2 separate regions of the Homo sapiens genome follow, and region 2 is linked to region 1. Evidence: read pairs that join two places in POLR2A ChIA-PET (ENCODE). Cell type or tissue: A673. All regions are shown on one strand. Each heading gives the region's core, and the rest is flanking DNA. Links, peaks and the distances in the headings are about the cores only.

Region 1 (12,902 bases), core at 2,716-10,715:
AATCTTCCTCTCTATTCCCTCCTCCCCTGCCTTTTCCACAACTGTTTCCACTAGAGTTAATGAGAACTAGGTGATAAAGCCACAAACACCATCCTTGCTCTCTCCAGTTCCTCCAAAAAATAAAAATAACTGGAAGCAAGTGATTAACCCATGATTTTTTTAAAATGTGTGTCATGTAGTAAATAAATCGTATATGTAAATGATGAGTATTTGTTTGACCCAGGAATGCAGCTTTTATAAAAAATTACTGTGCAACTGGCTAATCTGGAATTGCTCCATATTTTTCCATTTTGATTACCAAATTTGGAATTGAATAGAGTTCTGTCTATAATCATGAGAAACTCAAAAACAGGAAGATACTACTGTCCCTGGTGCTTTGTTATTTAGTTCTTCTGACAGCAGATTAGTCAGTCAACCCTTAGGGAGGATGTTTTACACTAAGAAGCAGACTTGGGAATGCCTTGGCTGTTTTTACAAACAAGGTAACCTAATGGAAATTCATTTTTGAGTTGATGAATCCTATAGCACACTCATTTTACTTGTGTTTACTTACTAGGATACTGCTTTGAATTATTTACTTTTCAGCCTCATTTTTGACATCATAAAGACATGAATGTCAGGACACTGGGGAGATCCAAGACTTAATTCTTACCATGGGACTTGAAATAATTTTGATGAATTCCATAGACAAAACATAGGTAACACCTCAACTAGAAATGCAGAATTTCAGAATTTCGAAGAGACTTAATTATCTCTAGTCCAGTCACACATTTGAAGCTTAAATTTGCTTCAGTACATCCCTGTCAAGTGAGATTCAACCCTTGAGTGTCCTCCAGATAGATCTATTAAAAAGTTCTTCCTTATTTTAATCCCCACAGTTTTCACCTTGGGTCTAGATTCTATTATGGACATAAAAGGCAGTTCTGCTCAAACCTACGAAGGTACAAACTTCTTGAGGGCAGGGACTGTATTCACTACAGCTTCTAGTAACTTGGTAAATGATTGCTGAATGAATAGAATTAGTAGCAGAAGATCTTCTCTATTTTGGGATATTATCTTACAGAATGGCAAATGAGCCTCTTATTTAAGTTCCACTGAGAAAGCATCATATGAGAACTGATTTTATTGTTTCAACGCTATAGCTGATTTTTTTATTCTTTCAATCTTATACTTCAAGCACTTTTACCTGTTTATGTTATTATAGTATACCTTCACTACAAAAGAATATATTTAATGACTCTACAGCTATTAACTATTGAGTATTACATGTGCAGAGCATACTGTCTGCGACTTGAGGCAGAGAAGTTGAAACTCCACTGAAGTTAGGTATAAGAAGTCCTGAGTTCTAACTCCAGCCGCACCACTAACATCTGAGTAACCCTGGACAGGTCACTCAGTCTCTGTAGTTCTTGACTCCTCATCTGCAAACTGCAAGGGTTGAACCAAATATTTTCTTCAACTTCTTTCCACCATCACAGATTATTTCTGTTCTTGACTTGTCTGTCCCATGAGGTAGAGTGTCATAGAGACAAAGAATACAGACCTCTGATTTCCAGTTCTGTTCTCAAATTGTATTGTCCGTAACTATCTACTTATGTACATTGTTTAAAGCTAAGTCTGCTTTCTTTTCCCCTCTCTCTTTTCAGAATACTTTTCTTCAGGAGACAGTGCGTAGAGAATGTGAAGAACGCTTTGAACTGACAGAGGCTTTGAGTCAAGCCAGAGAACAGCTCCTGGAGCTCAGTAAGCTTCGTGGAAGTTTACCATTCTCACCGTGTTCCCTCAGCAAGGGCAGCCTAACCTCCCCTGCTGCAGCAGTCAGTAATCATGGAGAGAGAAGCCTTGCAAGACTGAACTCTGAAAAAGGAATCCAAATTCCCAACCTGCGCGGGGTGTCAAAACCCACCACTTTCCCAACCTCAGATAAGCCGAAGAGGGTTAGATCAGGCGTGCCCATTCTCCCCCAGCCACATCCTCCCAGGGGTGGAGCATCTTCAGCAAATGAGACTAGACAGAGACTGGCTGCCATTCTTAGGAGAAGGCGGAGTCAGCAATGATCCAAAATGAGGAGCAGGAAGCTCCCTACAGCGTGCACGCTCTTTCAGAGAGTGCCAGGAATTCACTGTAACTGAGAATGACAATGATAAAATTATTTTCACAGATCAGGAAGGCATACCTATAGATGTATTTAACAAAAGACTGTAAAAAGCTGGAAAATTGTGAAGCCTTATTTTTCAAGAGGGTTTTGATAGAGTAACAGATCATTAAGTTGTTGGTATTCCAGAGGTCCGATTTCTATGTTTATGTTGGAATGTGCTCTATGAATATAGCCTTTTAGAGATCACAGGTAAAATTTTTCACCCATAACATCTTTTCAATTTCTTGCGCCACTACAAGCAGATATATTTCCACAAAAAAATAGATTGTTTGAGATTTGTTGGTATGTGTTCATTTGTTTGTTGAGCCGAATAGGTTAAATCGATGTAATAAGTATTCCAAACAGAAAAAAAAAGTACTTTATCTAATTAAAATTAGATAATCTCCAAAATGCTTAGTTCAGGTAGTTGCAGAGCTCATCATCATAATCAAAAACATCTTTTCCTCACCTTACAATCTAATTGGTTAATCTAATTTCTCTTTAGGCTAGCTCAGAGTTAATGATAGATAACCTTCAGGAAGACAATCTTCTCTGAGTGGCTGGGGACCTTCTAGAAAAAGAGATGGTAATGTCAATTCAAGGAAATGGTAGTTTATTTCTCAAATTATGTAGATTATTTTAGTAAACAAAGAACCTGATCATATTGATAGATACTTTCTACAATGAGTGCTTTTTGGTACTCAGAGTTAGGTCTTTATTAGACCTTGTATTCTCGAACCATTGGGAAAAGAACTAATTCAAGACAGTTTAGTAAAGTTATACAGAGCTAATTTGGGATTCAAATTTTATTACCCCTGAAAATGGGTAACTGGTTAACATGTTTTCTATTTTCAGAGTGAAAAAGTAAAACCAGAAGCCAGATCATCTATTCTATTTTAAATCTGCAGACACTTCCTGTTTCTTAAAACACAACTCTTTGCCTTAGTCTAGTGTTCATCTATGTTTTTCTCCATCTAATAGAAGTGTATTTTCCTTCAAAAACTAACTTTACTTAAATACTCCATCTGACTACATCATGAACATCCAGACTTCCTATTCCCATATTAGAATAATAGTAACACATTTAAAATATGCTACATAAAATTCTCTGCTATTTGACCATCTTAATAAGATCAGAGAATTCAAAGGTGTTTGGGATCCCTTCCATGTGCAAAAGATGTAAAGTTACTAAACAAAATCAAATTGATTTCTAGTCTTCCAAAAGATTAGTCTACTCTATTAATAGAGTATCTTAACCTCAAAAAAATTCCACATTAGGTCCACTGATTTGCCTGACTAGTTTAAGTATGGCCTCTTGTGTTAAGAGTTGAATGCTTACTTTTGTTTTGCAAAGATTGGCATCCCTTGTAATGGCCTTTGACAAGAGAGCACAACATCATTGAAGAATGGCACTGGGTGGATCTTAGAAGTCACCCCAACCGTAATTTTACAGATAAGGAATAGATGCCCAGAGAGATTGTGACTTGGCTAAGGTAGTACAGCTAGTTAGTAACAACTAGAACCAGAACCACAATCACCTGACCCCAGACTTTCTACCTCACTGGAGCTTCCCAAGCCTCCATCATGACCTTTGTCAATAGCACCTACACTATATGTAGTTTATATTTTTCCTTAAATGCACTTATTTTTTAACCGGAAATTTATGTAAAAAGTAAATTTGACTCAAGGAGAAGTAGCTATAATGAGTTTGATTCACTGTTTTTTTCTTATACACTTGGAAATAAATGTGTATCTAAGAAATGTTGGCTGGGCATGGTGGCTCCATGCTTATAATCCCAGCACTTAGATTGCTTGAGCCCAGGAGTTTGAGATCAGCCTGGGCAACATAAGGAGACCTTGTCTCTACAAAAAATAATAATGAAAATTAGCCAGGCATAGTGGTGCTTGCCTGTAGTCCTAGCCACTTGGGAGGGTAAGCTGGGAGTATCCCTGGAGCCCAGGAGGTCAAGTTTGTAGTGAGCCATGATTGTGCCACTGCCATCCAGCCTGGGCAACAGAGTGAGACCCTGTCTCAAAACAGCAACAACAACACCAGAAGTGTTAGTCGGTGCACCCTCTAAAATCATCTTCTATAATACCAACAGGCGACCACTGCACTGGACCTTAGGGTCTCTGATCTGTTGTTTGCATGTTTAAATTATGAGTACTCATGACATAAGGAAAATGGCAAAATCTAGTGAAAACTTTAGTGAAAGCACAAGAGATTATTGTGTGCAACAGTCTTTGTTATAGGGTTATACATGCTTTTTACAGTCTTGCAATTTCAGCTCATGGAGATACAGTGGGTCTGTATCTTCAGGAACCATGGGGATAAAGTAGGTTTCTTCATTTTTTCTAAGTTATGAACATATTTAGATTTATAAAGTCACACATAAGCTTTTCTAATGGTGATGTAGACTATTACTGCAAAACCTGATTTCTCAGTTTGCTATTACATTTTTGCCTTATTAGTACTTCGGTAAATAATCACTCTGAGAATAGAATCATGATCTGCAATGAGGTTGTATTATACTCCACAAATATATCAGAGAAGTAATTCCATGAATAAACAGAAATGTCATATTAACATTTATTTCAACCTAGACCATTTGAATGGCGACGACTAAGCTATGTTGCCTTTAAAGAAAGACATCTTTAACAACAAAAAAAATAGCGTTATAGTAGGTAACCTACAGGTTAGGAACACATTCAAACTTTTCTTGATTTTCTCACTGATAAATAAGTTCCTGGCATGAGACAGTTATAAGGAATCTTAGGAAAGTAATTGAGTAGGATGAAAAAATAAGGCTCCAAATGCATATAATGGATATTTAGTCTAATACTTTTAATTTCTCCATGGATTGATGTTTGCCATGACTTGCCATGGAAGGATTTACAGGTGTTAAGAGAAAAGATATCAAAGAAAATATTCCTTAGAGAAGTATAACCCTCTGGTTTTCTTCTTAAACTGGTATTCATGGACAAAGATGGAGAATTCTTCTAAGTTAACATAGAATTCTCAAACGATTTTTAAAAGTCTTATTGAATTAAATTACTATATTTGTAGTTGGTCAGAACTACTTAAAAGTCACATTTTCTGGTAAGGGAATTGACTGGAAGATACATTAACACAAAATTATGTAAGACTAAGATATTTTAATGTTCTGTTAGTCTGAAAGTTTTTGTCATATTTAAGATCAATTATTGCTAATTTATTTGACTATGGAGCTAGCTTTCTCAAGTTTTATCTTTTTAAATTCTTATGACTCTTACACTATTGCACTAATAGATCAACCTAGTATCCTAAAAGAGGTAACGCACTACAGCTGAAAATGTTTAACCATTGCGTTGCGGCTTATGGAGCACAGGAAATCAATTTGGTATGTGTTCAAAATTCACAAATGCTATCATGACTATAGATTATTAAACTTTTTTATTTTCACGTTTTAGGAAAATAATGTAGACCATCTCTTGCAAAGGACACCTTTAATGGTCCCCCAAATCATGACAGACAATTATGGTATCATTGCTAAGGTGGTATCAATGGTATTTTGAGAAAGAATTTGACTTTTCTGCTTGAAAATATTAACCCTGTTTAATACCACGTTGTGAAGCCAATACTATTGTGTTGCATTTTTAGAATATTAAATATAAATTATATCATCTTTGTATATTCTGAATTTTACATATAGAATTTTCTTAAGAACATAATAGATGAATCTGGGATACACTTTTCTATGACAATATTTACCATGATCTAGTAAGTCAAAAGATATCCCTCTCTTCCAACATTTATATAGCACAGTGCTTTATATTCATTAGTTAAAAAAAATTTACTAAACATCCCTTACTCCATAAGAAACTATGTGAGAATACTGAGTCACAGTAAGTAATTTGCCCAAAATTAAGTAATTTGGGCAAAATTACTTAAGTAATTTGGGCAAAATTACTTAAGTAATTTGCCCAAAATAATAATAGATTAATAAATAATTTTAAACTTCTGCAGTTTCTGAACATCTTGATCCATAGATTAATACTGAATCTGTATTATTCATTCACTCATTTCTTCAACAGACACGAGGAACTGAAAAAGTACTGTGAGAGCTACAAAGAAAATTAAAGCATCATACAGATTCCCAGGAATTATACAGTAGAGAGCAGGGAGAGAGCATATATAGAAATTAGAATATACAGCAAAGGATATTGGGTAAAAAGAGAATTGACAGCAGGGTGTTATGTGAATTCACCTTTTTGCTAGAAGAATCAGGGAATACTTTAAGCAAGAATTGGCATTTACAATGGATCTTGAAGAATAGATAGGATTTATGGAAGAAGGTATATTAGGTAGAAGAAATGTATAAAAAGAGTCACAAATTCTGTTTATGGGAAATGTAGAAGACATTTGGTGAAGGGAAGTAGTGGGAACCTGAAAAAGTAGGTTGACCTCATTGCATGAAGGTGTTGAATAAGGACCCACTGCAGGCTTTCAACTAGAAGTGACATGGTGTGCATTGTTGAAATTTGGAAGCATTGCTCTAGCAGGGGTGTATTGGAGTAATTATGAGATGGAAAGGCTGGAGATGGGATACTAGTTGGTGGACTAATACAGTAGTTCAGGCAAGAGTTAATGAAATTCTGAGTAAAGATATTGATATTGGGGATAAACAAGAGGCAACTGATTCAAATTCTATTCAGAGAAGGGAAAGGATTTGTTCCCTGTTAAATGCTATTTAATACCACTACCAGCCATTGCCATCTTAGCAGGAGTGCGTTTTATGAGACTGGCTCCAATTAAAGGATCAGCCCCTATCTAAGAATATTACAGCTTCTCTGAAACATGTGAAATAATAGAAACTACATTTTTATATAGGCAACAAATAACCCCACAGTCTCTGTATTCATTTTAAAAATCTCCTTAAAGTTAAAGGAAAATACTAATCTCAATAAATGTCCTAAGAATTATGGAGAAAGACTGGAAATTGACCTTAAAAAGAAATAACTATCTTGGCTTAAAGAATGCAAAGTGCAACTAAATGGGAAGCTTTGGGAGTAACACAGCACAATAAAACTTCTTTTTATTTTCAATAACCATTTATGAAGGAAAATAAAGAAGACAGCAGCTAACATAAAAATAAGAGTTATCTTAAAAATTAATAATTTTATAGTTCTGAAGGGCCTGATGCATCACCTGGTCCAAACCTGTAATTTTACTGTAGACAATAGGGCCCTCAGACGGCCCTATCTAGTCACTTAGTGACTAGAATCTGATTTTTAATAAGATCCTTAGGTGATTCGTATACTCACTGAAGTTTAAAAAGCACTGCTTATGATGTTACCACTGGCCCTGGCATATTCTACTTTTAAGAGCTGTGTATTAGTATTGAACAGAAATAGCCTTGCTGTACTCAGTTCCCTTATGTTTAACTGAAACCTGTGGTACACTGAGACCCACCCTCATAGAATGAACTATTTAACACTCTGACTCCTAGCACGTGCAAATTCTACTTCTTTACCCACTGACTGTGAATCTATAACTCTCCAGGGAAAACTAGTGAATTAAAGAAAATCAATATTCATTCATAAAAGCTTTAAATATTTTATACCAACACCCAAAGCCCTGAGTCTGTAAAGAACTTACTGTTTTAAAAAAAAGTTACTAAAAAAATCCAATAGAAACATTTTGGTTTTGATCATAAGCAACTGAATAATACTAAAATCTAATCTCCTAACAGCATGTGTTTGGAGATCTGATTCCCAAAAGAAAATTGGTAATGCTGGTTGTCTTTTGAGGCTTGTGAGACATAGAATGCTTAGATAGCTTACTAAAATTATGAAGAACATATGACAGTACCATTATTCTCCCTGACAGTAGTTCTAAATGACTTAAATATAACACTGTAACTTGCAGTATTACACATAGATGGATTTATTTCAAAGGTATAGCTAACAATGTCTGAATGAGGATCCATTTAGATTCTCAATTTCAAAATCTATATTTAACACAATGAGGCATTATGCTCACTTGTCTGTAAGGATTAAGTCAGCTCATCTCATGACACCACAGGGTGGCCATCTTCTTTACATTTTTGAATTTAGAAATAATGAAAAGGATTTATTTTGTTTGCCATTAAAAAGCTTTTGAATACCTCTTATTAGCATATTTAGTGCTAATATTTAGCTTGTATGGTTATTTGTTATTACCATTAATAATTCTCATAGTTAATAATTCAAACCAAGAATTAGATAGATATATAATTTAGAATATTGAAGTATTTTTAAGTAGAGCCTTTCACAGGACATTTGTGTAAAAAGACTTAGCACTGGAAATATATTTGCTACAAAACATGAACGTCTGTCTGCATCGTGCCCCATTGCCAGATTTATCTACTTTTCTCCCAAGGGAGCTTGATATGGCCTAACACATTAATCTAAAGAGATACCTTCTGTCTTCTGTCTTCTTAAAAGTGAGTGAGTTCTACAGTTGTCATTTTCTATCCAGAACCTTAAATTTCTAGGGAATTAAGGTTTCTGCTATGATTCAAGTGACTACTTTTTTCACTGATTTAAAGCAGAATTTCTTAAAACCCAGCACAGCCAAGTTTTCATGCACTATTACCAGACTTTTTTAATGGTAGAGTTGAGGTTTAAGCTGGTAAACTGTAAAATAGTATCTCAAGACCGGAATCTTTTTATTTTTCCAAGTAGTACATAGTGTTCACTGTAGTAACTGAGAAATGTATTTTTTTTGAGGTTAGGAAGAAAAGAATCTACTAACTTATTTAATAGCAGTGATTGGCCCGACCACACAAGGACTTACTCTACATGTTCCATGCTCCAGAATTATAAATCAATATTTTTCTAATGTACCCTGCAAAATTTTTTAAACTATGTAACTTTTGCACATTTTTAGGTTGATATCTGAAATAGTTCATCCTAAGTTTAAATAGCTACAAAGAATATTGTAAAGACAACCAGCGTGTTATAAATATTGGCATTTACAAAATAAATTTATTAAGATATTTTCATGGTTGTAAAACTTTTATTGATCTCTTAAATTACTATGAAAACTTGCATAACTTCTAGATTGTAACACAAATGTTACAAATTTTGATAAATATTAGGCAAAGTTTAAATTGTATTAACAATGAATTTCTTGATGAGATGAATGAATACCTAACATTTTGTTTACATTGAATGGAAAAGAATGGTAGATGCAGACAAAAAGAATTGGTCTGTACATAGAATCTTATTTACTTTTTATTAATAGGAAAAAAGTAAACATCTTTAGATGAGGATTTTACTGTTTTGAACATTTCAAACAGTGTCTAATAAAATTATATTAACTACTTCATTAAATAATAAGTGCCAAGGGGAAAGACCTCAAAGAACTTTTATCCAGTATGTTTTCATAGACTAGATAAAAATATATCTTCATATTTTAATCAAAATGTATTTGATTAAAATTTTATTTATAAATGTTGAGTTTAAGAAAACATTGTTAATTACATTTAAAAGAATTAGTGACGCTAACCTATACTTCTTTGGCTATTTAAGATTTTTTTTTCCAGCTAATGATGTGTCCTAGGGATTAATATCAAGAAGAAGTGAAAAGAGCTGCTTATATTTAAATGCATTGCCAGAGGGGGCATTTGCAACAATAAACATTTTTTACTAATGTTGTTTTTGGCTTGCTTTCATGACACTGTCCCTCAGATGCATACTTTAACAAAGCCAGGGCATAGAAAAGGAGAATCATTAGTCCGAAATTGTCTATTCCCATCACTCCACTCTACCTTGTATCTGGACTGAGGAAATTTCAGTGTATACTAAAATATCATGTTTTTAGCGCTACACTTAAACAAGAATATCTATGTCAGGGAAATACCAGAAGCCCTATGAACTAACAATCATCAACTCCTTCAAGTACTCCTAGGGTACACAGACTCCATGTTAAATAAAGACCACTCTTCAACGTTCTCAAGTCAGGTCAACCAGAATCCTGTTTGCGTCAGAGCTTTAGACTTTCTGGCAAAATCCGGTAGAGTACCTCAGGTCCAGGAGTTGGGCCCTAGACCTCAGAACCAAGGCAGAAGCTATGCTCCCTTCCCTCAGCCTGCCTCCACCTAGGAGTTCACTGTGTCTTTGAGGGGACCCTGAGAGCTACTGCATGTCTCATCTGGCCTTGAGCCCCACATAGCATAAGAGGAAAGTCTCCGAGTCAGCATTGGTGGTGTCCTTGTGGTTCTCTGTGACCATATCCCCATGGAAATCCTTATACTCTTAACCAGAGGGACCCCATGACTGACCAAGCCCATCTACCTTACGGAGTCTAAGACAGACCTACAATCACCAAGATAAAAGTTCTTCAATTTCCAGCCCTTGGCAGCAGTGAGAAGAGTAATGAAAGAGAAATGTGAGACATAAAAATTGAGTTTGGGGTCAGGGAGAGCTTAAGCTCTTTGTAACTAACATGGTTACCTGAGCCAATCATTGTTAATGTCATCAAATTCTCAGTATCTATACAACTCACTGACTTGCAGAAAAAGAGATTATACTTGTTTTTACCATTTGTGTCCTAGATGTAGTACACTGGTAGGAAGAGATGGCTCTATTTGATGAAAAGAGAACTTTTTTCCATGTTTTAATGTTGTATTGATGATTCAGATATAGTCATACAACTTAATGTTAGAGTTTGTTTTGATTATGTAGTGAAGGCCTTTGAAAATGCCTTCATCTGTAATTTGTACTTTGATGCTTTAAACTGGTCATGCATATATGTATAGAGTCTATGTTGCTGTACTTAATTTAGTTACTGACATCCTAAATGTTTCTTAGGCTAATTTCATAGGCACACTCTTAATTGTCCATGGTCCCCATATACCCAGGGCTCCTAGAGTCATCCCCACCCCTCCCAGGAACTAGAACAGCTATTGAAAGGGCACAGAGAAGAGTGTCCAACTGGGTCTAAGGGCACATGCCCTGATTGAGTGTATGGTCCTGACTGCTTTTCAATCACAAAATCTTTATGAACTGTTCATTGTTTTATTATTTATGGCTTTTCTGGCCTCATTAATATAAAAGCACCTAAACTTTCAATGACGAGAACTGTGTATTCATATACTATTGAAATTCAACCGTTAAATGTTGAACATAAACCTTTTTTCTAAACCTAATACCATGGGTTTCAGCATACAGATCTTCTCATAAACGTTCTGAATTTTCCTGGACAAATGGTAAGGATATTGTCTCAGCAGTATTTAGATGTAGTCTTAGCCATCCTGAGAGGATAATTTAGCACCAAATCTAACTTATCTAAATACATGTAAAAATGGGGCAATTATACTGCCTTAGCCAACTCACATTAGGGTCAAGGTCTCACTGCAGGTCACTGAGAGGCTTTCCTTCATTACCAAAAAGACTTCCTCCCTGCTTGTTGAAAGGACTGTCTTCACAGGCATCAGGCCTTCTCCCACAGTTTGTGTTCCCACTTTAAAAGTAGTAAATAGACTTCCAGTATAAGATGGCATGACATCTGGCTAACAAGCCTTGAAGCAGCCCCTTCCAATATCCCATTAAAAGCTCTGTGATGGGTCAGGTGTGGTGGCTCATGCCTGTAATCCCAGCACTTTGGGAGGCTGAGGCTGGAGGATCACTTGAGGCTGGGGCAACATAGCAAGACCCCCATCTGTATTAAAAAAAAAAAAAAAGGCCCTGTGATGAAAAAAGACCAAAGACTCACAGCCCAAAAGCAACAGAGTATCAACAAGAACCTCAGCTGGGCATGGTGGCTCATGCCTGTAATCCCAGCACTTTGGGAGGCCAAGATGGGTGGATCACTTGACGTCAAGACTTCGAGACCAGCCTGGCCAACATGGTGAAACCCCATCTCTAATACAAAAATGAACCGAGCGTGCTGACACAAGCCTGTAGTCCCAGGTACTCAGAGGCTGAGGCAGGAGAATCGCTTGAACCCGGGAGGCGGAGGTTGCAGTGAGCCGAGATCATGCCATTGCACTCCAGCCTGGGTGACAGAGTGAGACTCCATCTCAAAAAAACAAAACAAACAAATAATAATCATAAAAAGAAACTGGACCTTCATTGCTGTGCCAACTGGGTGCTGCCCCTCAAGGCACCGAAGGCCACTTTGCTGGGAACATTCTAAGATGGCAAGTCTGAAAAAAAGGCTAAAAAAGTTTGTGTGAGTGGTGGTGGGGAGGGAGAGATGAGCAGTGGTGTTAGATCCTGGGACGTGGAATTCTCTCTGTGCAGCAATGATGTCAGAAGACTAAGCAGCATGTATAGAGAAGTTGGCTATGTTGGAAGATTCCAGGTACACCACAGTAGTAGCAGCAGCAGCAGCAGTATAGTAACAATAACATTATAGGAGCTGACAGGTATTATTTATGATGGGCAATGTATGGTGCTCAGGGCTTTAAACACTTTTAGACCTCAAAGAACCATGTGGTGTTGGTATGTTTACTGGTTTCCTTTTACAGATAAGAAAACAGAGCTATAGAAAAGTTAGCAATTCACTCAAACTGACACAGGTAAGAAGTGGCAAAGCCTGGATTAGGCAAATAGGCACAAATAAACTGGGAACTGGACTAGAGGCTATGCACATCATCTTGCCCTCCAGTTGTGCCTCTGAGAAGGAATATGCTGCTCAACCCTGAGCAAATTTGAAGACATCTCTGTGTCCTTTTGGTGACCAAACAAACAAACAAAGAACTCAGAAACTATGGCAAAAAGCATTACAGAACAAAAT
Region 2 (12,902 bases), core at 1-8,000, 340 kb before region 1:
CATAGTTGGTGATCTGTAAATGTTGATTGGTTGGTTAAATGTATGATTGAGTGACTGAATGAACAGACCTAACCAGAACTTGCTGCTTAAACTTTTCTGCAGTGTGAATCTACAGAAAGTACATTATCTAGCAGCCCATTATCATTTACAAGAGAAGAATCAATATTTTATTTTGCAGGTAATACTTGGAGGAAATGGAAAAGTTTTTTTTTTTTTTTTTTTTGAGGCGGAGTCTTGCTTTGTCGCCAGGCTGGAGTGCAGTGGTGCGATCTTGGCTCACTGCAACCTCCACCTCCCAGGTTCAGGCGATTCTCCTGCCTCAGCCTCCTGAGTAGCTGGGATTAAGGCAACCGCCTCTATGCCCGGCTGATTTTTTTTTAATTATTACTTTTAATACAGACAGGGTTTCATCGTGTTGGCCAGGCTGGTCTCAAACTCCTGACCTCAGGTGATCTTCCCACCTTGGCCTCCCAGAGTGCTGGGATTACAGGTGTGAGCCACTGCACCTGGCCTCCAAAACTTTTTGAGCATCAACATGATACTGAAAGAAAATGCTCATTGGAACATACCAGATTCTGGATTTTCAGATTAGGAATGTTCAACTGGGAAATACACAAATACTTAAAAACCTGAAATCCGAAACACTTCTAGTCCCAGGTGTTTCCCATAAGGGAAACTCAATCTGTATCAGCAGACAGCTGCAGAGAAAAACATAAGCAGGTTGTCCCTTTCACTGGGTGTGAAGGAAATATAAAAAGGATTTGTATGGCCAGGCATGGTGGTTCATGCCTATAATCCCATCACTTTCGGAGGCTAAGGCAGGCGGATTGCTTGAGCTCAGGAGTTTGAGACCAGCCTAGGCAGCATGGCGAAACCCCGTCTCTACAAAAATAGAGAAATTAGCCGGGTGCGGTTATGTGTGCCTGTGGTCCCAGCTACTCAGGGGGCTGAGGCTTAAGCCCAGGATGCAGAGGTACAGTGAGCCGAGATTGTGCCACTGACTTCCAGCCTGGGCAACAGAGTGAAACTGTCTCAAGAAAAAAAAAGTGGGGGAATGGAATTGTAGAAGTCTCATCAGCTCTCAAAGCCCCTTAGATTTCAGCCAGCTAGCAAAGTCATCTGATTAGTATACATAAGCATTTCTAACAGTGCTTTTAGCCCCAGTGTAATGATTTTTATATCCCTGTAATAGCATCGTATGTTGTTTTAACTAAGTAATAACTACCAAGTCAGTCTAAATTTTGTAATGGTTCTATGGATTTAAAACATACTAAAAGGCATTCAGTAACTTCTACCAGCACAGCTGTAATTTACACCATTTCAAGAAGCTGGAACTTGCTCTTAAACTATGGTTAAGATTTCCAGGAAAAGAGAGTCTACAAACTCCCTGAGATTCCAGTCATACAATCCTATAGACAGGAAGATTTTGTATGTGTCCAAAGTTTATAAATATTGGATCCTTGGTATTATGAATCTAATACCCATCTCTGCACCTTGTTACAAACCTGTTTGTTTTAGTAAACAATTAGTTGGTTATAAAAAGTCACTAGGGCCTGATATACTTGTAAAGAAATTTTATTATATAAGGTCTGAAAATGACTAAATAGGAATCCAATACCATACTGTCAGTTTAAAGAGAGGTTTTTTCCTCCTTCATTTAAGGAAAGTAAGATTACTGCAAGATGTTTCTAGATTTCCTTAGTTTGAATCTAACAGTCAAAACACATTTTAGAAAATCCTACATAGTACTTTTCTGGAATCTAATCCATACCACGTATGTTGTTGCTATTACCATGCGGTTTTAAAAAAATAACTTAAGCTCTTCTATTGTAACTAAACTATACAGCCTTGAACAAATCACTTAACCTTACCACATGGTTAGTTTTCTCATCTTTCTCATCTTTGACTTTTTTAAATGACTATAAATGATGAGACTATCTAACTTTAAAACACTACAATGCAAAAATTTTTTGTAAAGTGCTATACAAACAACTTATAGCATGTACTTACAAATTAAAAGCCAGATACATTTTCCATTAAAAGATAGTTTTAAAAACAGTCCCATCTAGTTTGTTGATTTAAGTACTCTTATTATGGCCAAGTTAAAGAAATTAAACAGTGCTTTTTACCTTCTTTAACTTTCTAATCTTACTTGTAAGCCATCATTATAGAAAGAAAAAGATGCTATTGAAAGATTTCATCAGCATTAATTAGTTGGTCTTATTTTATTGCTTAACTCATTTCTTCACGTATCTTTTGGAAGACAACTCCTGCATAGAACTGTCAGATGGCAGCTCTTTTGAAGCTTTAATCTTACGTGAATGGAAGTGTTTGTGTGGTAGAAGTGTTTCATGAACACTTGCCAAATTCTTCAAGCTAGAGGAGCAGTGCCCAGCCATTTTAAATATGTCAATTTCATCGATTATCATAGTAATTCTTAATTACCTAATGATTTCTAAAATGCAGAATGACCAAAAGCTACCAGGAATTCAATGATTTTTTTTTAATCAAACTTGGATTACTCGTCACAAATATATATATCTACATTTGATATGTGTGATATACTTAGTCTATAGACATATATGATGCTTAAATGGATTAATGGTTCCTTATGATAATTCCAATATGCTGCTGGTGTTCATAGTTAACAGGCTAGAACCACTGGGCTAGACTATTTCTATATTCATGTTTAAATAATTTCCTTTTTTAACTAGGTGCATGTCCTTAATTATATCCAATCTTAAAATAGCCTTAAATCAGATAGCTAATAGGTTCAACCCAGTTCAAGAGCCTCTAACCCTTCTAATGCTTAGCAAGTCTTAGGTGCCGAATTGTCCATTTGGTGGGCCTCATGTTAGATACATCACGCTGCTCTTCAAAGTGTATCACAGTATATTAAGGATCTTATTTAACAGATTTGAGTGGCAAGAGTACACTCAACAGGTGCTACACAACTACATGATAATATAGTACTCGTCAATAAGAATAAGAAATTCTTGTGCAACCATCAGTTTATAAATTGTTTTTTGAACAGCAGTGATAGATTTGGGGCATTAACCTACACTTTTTTTGTCAAAGGTCTCACTTGAAGGTCATGCATTTTATAGTATTTTGGATAAGGGTTTAAGTCATAGTTTCTAAACTGGGTGTAATTAACTATTCCCTATAGAAGTAGCAATCATGAATCTAATTAGCATTAGTCTCAGTGGTCTAAGCTAATTGAATCCAGTATCTATAAGCATTAGTTCCAACCACTCATAAATGTAGCTGGATTTCTAAATGCCAGTTTATATCCATTACTATAGATTTATGACTATATTTTTCTAAGCTACAAGTTTGCAGTCTTATTTATAATTATTAATAACATAGGCACATACAAGTCAGTGCTAGACAGGAGTGGGAATGCAGATTTTGTGGGTCATTGTTAGGGGAATTCAATTTTGTGATAAATTAGTGTCATTTACTTATCAGAAAGCAATGGCTTAGTTACAAGCCTGCCCAAGAAAGTTATTTGCACAATTTGAATATGTGGCTTGTTGGCTGAGATAAAGAATGTAAAGCAGAAGAGTGCCTGGCTCTTGATATACAATCAAATTTTAATGAGTGGTAGTAAGAATAGCAGTAGTAGCAGCAGAAGGAATAGTAAGTACTGTGGTAGGCTGAATAATGGCCCACAAAAGTGTCCAAGTCCTAATCCCAAGAACCTGTCAATATGTAACCTTATATGGCAAAAAAAGCACTATTGATTAGGAATCCCGACTCCTGAGATAGGTTATCTTCTAGTGGGCCTAGTGTAATCACAAGGGTCCTTATAAGGAGACAAGTCAGAGATGGAAAGATGCTCTGCACTGCTGGCTTTGAAGATGGAGGCTGAGACCATGAGCCAATGAATGCAGATGGCCTTTAGGAGCTACAAAACATAAGAAAACACCTTCTCCCCCAGAGCTTCCAGAATGAATGCAGCTCTGCCAACACCTTGATTTTGGGACTCTGACCTCCAGAACTGTAAGTATAAATTTGTGTTGTTTAAAGTTGCTAAGTTGTAATTTGTAATAGCTGCAATAGAAAACTAATACAAATAGTAAAAATAATAGTAATGATATTGGAGAATCATCAGAGAACTGTTCCAATATAAATTAATAATTAAAACGAGCTCTACAAATGTGAAAAATTCAAAAGCCTGTTGAAAGTGTTAAAATTTGTGTGAAATTCCAAGAGTAGACTACCAGTGGCTTTCCGAAAGTGGTATATCTACATGCTAAAGATAAACCCATTTAAAGTAAGGTTTCTTCAAAGGAGCAGTTAAATACTGAATAATGGCAAGCACTACAGTTAGTCAGATAGCCCAGTAAAACAGATCTCTTGTGGAAGATGGGGGAGAATGGAAATTGGTTAGTGAAAAAGATGTAGGATGGAAAATCTTAGCATTGAGATTGTCTAATAGTAAATTTACTTTGCAGATTCAAGCGTCCTTTAAGTGTTCTTCTTATGTGGGGAAGAGAACCAAGCTAGTTAGAAATTACTTATTAACTAGCTCAGAGCCCAGGAAATTCCTTTCTCCAGGATATAAAGTAGCTTTCTTTTTTTTTTATTACAGAAAAGTTAATTTATTTTTACATGAAAACATTTTGAAACCAATTTTGTGTTTATTGAAGGATTTTTCTCATGCATATTATCCAAGATTTTTTTCTGTCAGAGTATTAGCTTCCTAGGATTGCTGTAACAAATTACCATGAACTGGGTACCTTAAAACAGCAGAAATACGTTCTCACTGTTCTGGATGCTAGATGTGCAAAACCATGTTAGCAGGGTTGGCAACTACTGGAACTCTGAGGGAGAATCTATTCCATGCTTTTTTCCTATCTTCTGAGGGTTCCCACAATGTATCACTCCAATCTCTGCCTCCAGCTTCATGTGGCATTCTCCCCTGTGTCTCTATCTTCTCTTTCTTCCTTTTTTTTTTTTTTTTTTTTTTTTGAGACAGAGTCTCGTTCTGTTGCTCACACTGGAGTGCAGTGGTGTGATCTCGCAACCTCCACCTCCCGGGTTCGAGTGATTCTTGTGCCTCAGACTCCTGGGTAGCTGACATTACAAGCACCACGCCTGGCTAATTTTATTTTTAGTAGAGATGGGTTTTCGCCATGTTGGCCAGGCTGGTCTTGAACTCCTGAGCCTCAAGCGATTTGCCTGGCTTGGCCTCCCACAGTGCTGGGATTACAGGCGTGAGCCACCATGCCCGCCCTATCTTCTCTTATAAGGAACACCAGTCATATTGGATTAAGGGCCTGCCCTGCTCCAGTATGACCTCATCTTAGCTACTTACAACCACAACCACAGTATTTCCAAATAAGGTCACATTCTGAGGCTCCAGGAAGTACATGAATTTTGGAGAGGACACCATTCAACCCAGTACATTCAGTTTCTATTTAACATAAAAAATAATTCCCATACTATACAGGATGAAAAAATGACTTATGAAATAGGTGAAAGATTGTTGAATATACAAATGTGATCTTTTCTTTTCCAATCACATACAGAGATAAGAATTTTTTGGGAATATGTCTCATTCACAAATATGTATTATATGCAAAGAGAAATTTATACATTGTTCAAGTAGGATTCAGGGAATTAACCTAGGTGCGTTCTCTTGTTTCTATTTCAACCATATTGTTCTCCAGATTTTTTTCCTAATTCTGATTTCCCTGTGGGATTGTTCAGATTTAAATAAAGCCTGTAAAGCAGAAGTAGTGAACAAGCCTGGGTACTAAAGTTAAATATTACAGAGGCAGATAAAATAAGTCTGAGAAAAATTCATGCATTTAATTCTATCTATTTTGCCCACATAGTTATGCTGATATTTCATTCACTTGGATTCACCAACTTAAAATTTGTAACTATAATGGAGAATCTTTTTTCTGTATTTGAAAAAAGTGCACTGAGCAAATTAATAGTATAAATATGATTTCAAGGATAACTAAGAGAATATTTATTTCTATGTATGGTTAATCAACATGCCCCCTTCCATACTCCATGTGCCCTTTGACTAATTATCTCCAATTCATCTTTCAGGTCACAATTCAAGTATAAATAATAAATTAGAAGTACATATTACTATAAAAAATTGACATGTGAATTATGAATCAATCTCCTCAATTTGTTAAGGAATCTTCTACCAAGTACTCTTTTCTTGAATAAACTTTTACCCATATTACAGTTACCATATCTTTGTAACAACATTAAGGGAGCATTGATTTTACTATATTAAATAGACAGTTTTCTATTTCAAATAGACTTGGCTGAATTATTTTGATTAGCTCAATTAAAAAATACAAGATTCTAATAAGAGACTTTATTACTTACTAAAGGCATTGTGAGCTATTATTAAAATAAATACAATTGACATGAAATATAAGTTTTGTGAAACAATTCTCTGTAACGACTTTACATTTTTACTTTGCGATAGATGAACAAAATGGCCCATATCATACTGAAAAATCCCTTTAAAATAATAGACTATAATTTGAAAGATGAAATTTTATCAGTATAACACACATTTAAACTAATATTTTAAAATTTAAAATTTGTAAAAAGCCTACATTTGAGAAAGCTAATTATTCACAAGTAGGGACATTAAAATTCATTCCATAATCATCATTATTTGAGCCACAGAAAGACTGATGCAAATTGGAATATCTAAATTCAAAATTTAGGACATGCAGATGTGATTACAACATCTTTCTCTTTGGTAGCTTGAGTTTACGTATTTAGATAAACACAACACAGTATTATTTTTTAAAAAATTTCCTGGCCAGAGGAAGGATTGCCTTCAAGAGTCCAATATGATGCAAAGATTAACACATTTTTCCAGTCTGGAGGTGCTGCTGCTCCCTGAGTGTAACTTTCTCTGTCATGTATTTCCTACAGTTTCTTTTTGAGAAAAAAGAAATGCTAAATGCTATCAATTTTCAGACTGTCCCACACTTAAACCTATACCAAGACATTCAGGGACATAACATGAGTAAAGATTAGAGAAATTGTGAGAAAAAATTTGAAGAATAAGATGATGGTAACTTATAATTTGATAGCTGCTCTAAGCTTGGCTGAGCGCCCTCTGGGGTTATCTTGTACATCCTGATCTTGTGGACTAAATACCTTCTTGTGTATCAGTTCCCACATTAAAGGAGCTCTTCTCATAGAGACTTCTTCCGTGTTTTCATGATCTGAACCCAATTGAGATGTTTTCATCACTTGTTGTCTAACACTTAGGTTAAATCTTTCTGTCATGCTTATTCCAAGCAAAAATCTTTTGACGATGCGATCCTCTAGTGAATGGAAGGAGAGGGCAACAAGACGACCACCAAGTCTCAGAAACTTCTGAGCTGTCTTCAGTCCCGTGTAGAGTTCATTGAGCTCATTGTTCACAAATATGCGAAGAGCCTGGAAAGTCTTGGTGGCAATATAGGTAGATTGCTGTAGTAAGTCTTTCCGTGTATAAATAGCAGAGGGAGGAAATGTTCCTGCCACCATCCATTCTTATGTCCAAAGGGCCATCTTTCCGAAGGGAAGAACCTCTTTCAGGAGTATCAAGTTGCATGGAGGAACACCCAAGATCCATAAGAACTCCATCAAAAGTTCCTGGCTGCACTCCAGCTTTCATTAATAAGGCTTCTGCCTGGCTGAACTGGCCCAGCATAGCTCGGATTTGTTTAGGATACAACTCTGAAAGATGTTCAGCTAATGCATAAGCTGTTGGGTCTCTGTCCAAGGCATAGAGAACAATATCTGACTCCTTCTGCAGAATGGCTTTTGTGTGCCCTCCCGAACCAAATGTCATATCTAGAAAAATCTGTCCTTTTTGTGGTGACAAACAATGAACAACTTCATCCACCATTACTGGAATATGTAATTTAGCCATAGTTTCAAAATCTCTATCTTGAGATCTGTGTAACTCCTGGACTTGAGTTTGATCTGTTTGCTCCCGGGCTTCATATTCTCTATATTTTTCTGCTGTAGTATGTATTCTTTTTGGCCAGACACCTAAATTAGGTATGCCAGATTCCAACCAACATGAAAGGCATTCTTTATACATTCTACAAAAATATGGATACCGAAGCATTTTGTAGGTAAACAAATCTGAAGCACGAAGACTTCTCAGCTGGCCTCTAACTCGGGCCAGCGACTACCACTATGGTCCAGGAGAACCTGAATGCGCCACGCCTAAAGTAGCTTTCTTAAGCTTAGCAAGGTACAGAGTTTTCTTTAACCCCTTGTTCATAAAGAATATTATCTTTCATAAAGACGTTGTTAAGGTCTCAAACCTTATTAAGAATAATCCCAGCTCTAATCAGCTTTTTATTGTTCATAATCAGGAGCTTCTTACCAGAGGACCTCATTTGAAGCTTTGCTTTGAAGGATGGGACATCCACTTAACTTTGTTCTCTATTGTACCTTTCTCCAAAGAGTCATGTGGAGAGGGTCAAGGTGATCAGATTGTTTCAGTAAAGACACATAAAAGTATCTTAAATTATAATATAATGAATTCCATATGTCTCCTAACAGAAATCTAGAACAGATTAATTCAAGATTGATTAATTCAAAGGTGCAACATTTCTAAGGAATCTGTGTGATTCTCTTGGCTCTTCCCTCATGACTGCAAGGACTGCTCTGGCTTCAAATACCACATCTCATTTGCAACATCCAAATGTAGAAAGGGTTGATCCTCATGAAGTGCCTTTGTGTGTGTGTGTGTGTGTGTGTGTGTGTGTGTGTGTGTGTGTGTGTGTCTTATAAGAGTTAGAAAAACCTTACAGTAACACTCTAGTGGACTTTCAGTTATGTCTTACTATTCCGGGTTGCATCACAAGACCATGCCTAAACCAATCCCTGGCAAGGAGGACAGATTGACTATGAATGCTTTGAAATAACCAACATTCACTCCCTGGGGAATAGGAGTTATCCATTAAGCAAGTGGTCACCCATACCTGAACAAGATTGGGCTTCTGTTTGTAAGGGAAAAAGAAAATATAGTTTGGCCTACAAGCCATAATTTGCCAACTCCTATGCTAGCGCAACATTTTACAACTTCCCTGAGCCTTCTTATCACCACCTGGGAGTGTGAAAACTAGATTCTGGACCCTTTCTCAAACCTCCTGAATTTTGATAAGCATATTGGATGATGCTTAGACAAGGCAAGTTAAGAACCCTGTGCTCTGTGAGGCCTTCTCCCTCAGATTGTGTGATGGAAAAGATAGAGGAGCCCTCCACACTAAAGTAGATGCATCGGCTCTTTCTTATCCAGACGTGGGCTCACAAGAACATTAATGCTATGATTGTGTCTGAAAAAGCCAAGTGACATATAACTGAAACAACTTTTGGGATAATAGAACTCATAGGTGCCAGACACTATTCTAAGCACTGTTCATTCATTAGCCATTTTAAGCCTCATAACTTTGTGAGATAGGTACTGTTATTATTCCCATTTTACTGATGGACAAATTAAGGCCTCAAGAGGTTAAGTAACTTAACCAAGGTCACATAACAAGTAAGCAGAGGAACTAAGTTTAAACTCAAGCAGTTTGGTTCTGGAATTTGTGCTTATAGTCACTGTAGCCTGCTTCCACCTATACTATATACCACTTTCATTCAATCCGGATAATCAAACCAAAAGTTAGTTTTTGATTTGTTACTTGAGATGTTCAGGTACTGTTTCAACTTTTTGCTTCTAGCTCCTACTATAGAAGTGCTTCTAACTACAGGGAAAGCATTATTATTTTTTTATTTTGTTTTTGAGACAATCTTTTTCTATTGCCCAGTCTGGAGTGCAGTGGCGCAATCATGGCTCACTGCAGCCTTGACCTCCCGAGTCAAGCACGCCTCCTACTTCACCCTCTTGAGTAGCTAGGACTACAGATGTATGCCACCACACCAGGCTAATTTTTAAATTTTATTTTGTAAAGATGAGGTCTCACTATGTTGCCCAGGCTGGTCTCCAACTCCTGGGCTCAAGCGATCCTCCTATCTTGGCCTCTTAAAGTGTTGGGATTACAAGCATGAGCCACCATGCCCAGTCTACTTTTTAAAATCTGATTCCCATTCCCTCTCTGTTCTGTATTAGACCATATTCAGTTTAAAAAGAAAATGGAAAGCCTTTAGGAAGGCTGTGCCTTCATGGCCAATGTTGTTTGTGAAGGCATATGCCACAATGCTTATATCTTCCACTCAGGGATCAGTGATGGATCCTGAAGCTATTGCAAGAAGGCTTCCACCGTTGCACTGACACATCCTCCAAGTGAAGGCATTCCCAACCCTGCTGTTCTTGTTCAACAGAAATCTCCCATTTCTGGAGGGTGAGAAACCAACTGGCTCCAAGAGTGGCAGATGTTCAATCTCTTACTGGGGTGCCAAGTGGATTGAAAATTTTTCTGACTTTAGAGTTTTCTGTCACAGGATAACCAAGGACCTGAGGGAGCCGATAAAGGCAAGGGGTCACTTGTAATTACCATTACCCCTTTTCACGAGTTAGAGTTGTCTGGATGGCACTAGGTCCAGGAAATAGAACAGGGAGTTTTCTCTAGAGACAGAAGGAAACAATAGGATGAAAAGGGTAGAAACAATAATACGGAAGCTTGGTTACGTGCTTAACAAAGCTCAGGATCAATCCCAAACCTGAAGATGCCAATGTCAGAGCCTACAGTTGGGCTGGGTGGAAGCAAGAGATCAGGACTTGGACATGAGTTTTGTTCTATCCTTTTCTCTAGAAATGGAGGGAAAGGGTATCTGGCTAGTACACAAAGTCAGAAGCAGACGGCTGGCAGACATGCCTATAGAATTCCCAGGATAAAGAACTTTAGAGAGCTTTGGCAGCTTTTCAGACAATTGCCACAGGGCCTCAGAAAAGCCAAGTAGGTAGTGATGGCTGTAGTGATAGTGATCATTATTGTTGGGGTGATGATAGTGGGCCTTCATGTTGATGGTGATTGTGATGTTCATGATAGTAGTGATGGTGATACAGTTGACTCTTGAAAAACATGGGAGTTACGGACACCCCCCACCCAGTAGAAAATCCACATATAACTTTTGACTCCCCCAAAATTTAACTACTAATAGCCTACTGTTCACCAGAAGTCTTACTGATAGTGTAAAGTTGATTAACATATATTTTGTATATGTATTATATACTGTATTCTTAGAATAAGCCATAGAAAAAATGTTATGAAGAAAATTATAAGAGGAGAAAATATATTCACTATTTATTAACTGGAACTGGATCATCATTCAGTAAATGTCCATCAGTAAAATGGGAATAATAACAGTACCTACCTCACAAAGTTATGAGGCTCATCATCTTCACGTTGAGTAGGCTGAGGAGGAGGAGGAAGGGGGGGTTGGTCTTGCTGTTTCAGGGGTGGCAGAAGCATAAGAAATCTATACGTAAGTGAACCTGCACAATTCAAACCTGTGTCTTTCAAGAGTCAGCTGTATAGTGGTGATTGAGATGGTTATGGTGGTAGCGGAGGTGGTGATGTTCATGGTCAAGGCGATCATGCAGGTCATGATGATGGTGATGGTAATCATAGTATTGTTGCTATTGGCAGCGGTGGTGGTGAAAAGGGGAGGAAATCTAGACACACAGGAGTTGATTGAGAAAGGGGTTTAATAAATGTTTTATTGACCCAGTTCCAGCACAGAGACTTGTAGAAGGGAAGTACAAAAATGTTGACCTTGATCTCTGCCTAATAATTCAATCTAATAACTTTGGAGTCAAAAGCTTTTATTTATTGTTTGTTTGGGGAGAGATAGCGACCTATAGTGAATGGCATTTTTATTTAATATACTCTTAGCTAATGGGCTTCTTGATTTTGAAAGTGGAGTTTTCGCATTCACCCCATTCTTGATGGAAAGAGGCAGGGCTATCTTACTGTACAACTCCAGGGAGCATTCATTATTCAGTTGTCAGTGTGAATGGCACCCCCGGAGAAGTTTAGTGCCCAGACTGCAGCTGTACTCATGGCCTTGGCATAACAGAGTAGCCTGCAGTAGTCTGAGAAACTGGGGGCTGGGCTCTGAATTCAGGAAACATTTAGAAAGGCAGAAAGTTTTCTGAAAGGAAAAGAATAGTACCAACAACAGGGAAACAGGCCAGGCTCAACACTGGACAGAATTATTAAGACATTCCCAGCAATGGGCAGCAGTGCATGAACTTAGGAAGGGCATTGTTTTGATGCCTAGATTGTAAATTCTTTCCAGTTCTTAACTGTATTTACCCTGTGTTATCCACAAGTCTTAAGGAAAGTCTTACAATAGTTACTCTTGGAGTCATATAGATTAGGAATAGATAAGCCTGCAGGTGATAGAGAACTGAGCCAAGAGAGGGACATTAGGCAACCAGAAAAAATCTAACATAGCAGAAGAATTCAAGTACTGCTCTAGGCTGAATGTTTGTGTCTTCCCAAAATTCGTATGTTGAAATCAATCCCCAGTATGATGGTATTTGGAGGTGGGGCCTTGGGGAGGTGATTAGGTCATGATAGAGCACTCAGTGGGATTAGTGTCTTTATAAAAGAGACCCCAAAGAGCTCCCTCTTCCCTTCTGCCATGTGAAAACACAGCGAGATGATACCTGTCTTATGAACTAAGAAGTGGGCCCTCACCAAATCTGCCAGCACCTCAATCTTGGACTTTCCAGACTTCAAACTGTGAGAAATAAATTTCTGTTGTTTATAATTTCCCAGTTTATGGTAACTTGTTATAGCACTCTCAATGTACTCAGACAGGACTTTCTACAAAAAAATCAGGGGCATATAGTAGCTTTCCCATAAGTGGGATGGGAGGAGTTGAATTATTTTATTGAAATATTAAAGAAAAGGGTGACCCTGGAAAGCTGGAGAACTTGGAGATATATA

Evidence for each region. ChIA-PET counts read pairs that join two places held together with the same protein. Peaks named below come from ENCODE experiments on the same cell type or tissue, not always from the same donor. Only the 100,000 strongest peaks of a DNase experiment are listed, where the experiment ranks them.
Region 2: POLR2A ChIA-PET joins it to region 1 with 5 read pairs; 2 of 35 experiments call an interaction of 5 or more read pairs at or near these places.

What each region holds. Positions count from the first base shown.
Region 1 is chr3:157,043,694-157,056,595 of GRCh38, forward strand. It overlaps LEKR1 (leucine, glutamate and lysine rich 1), which reads left to right. Exons shown (of 13, transcript NM_001004316.3): 13 at 1,647-2,436. The coding sequence ends at 2,057. Among named protein-coding and RNA genes, the nearest start is that of LINC02029, 32 kb to the right of the region's middle. In A673, for the core only: no CTCF peak of the experiment used is centred there; no DNase peak of the experiment used is centred there.
Region 2 is chr3:156,706,813-156,719,714 of GRCh38, forward strand. It overlaps the pseudogene METTL15P1. Among named protein-coding and RNA genes, the nearest start is that of TIPARP-AS1, 38 kb to the left of the region's middle. In A673, for the core only: no CTCF peak of the experiment used is centred there; no DNase peak of the experiment used is centred there; H3K27ac peaks cover 2,799 bases.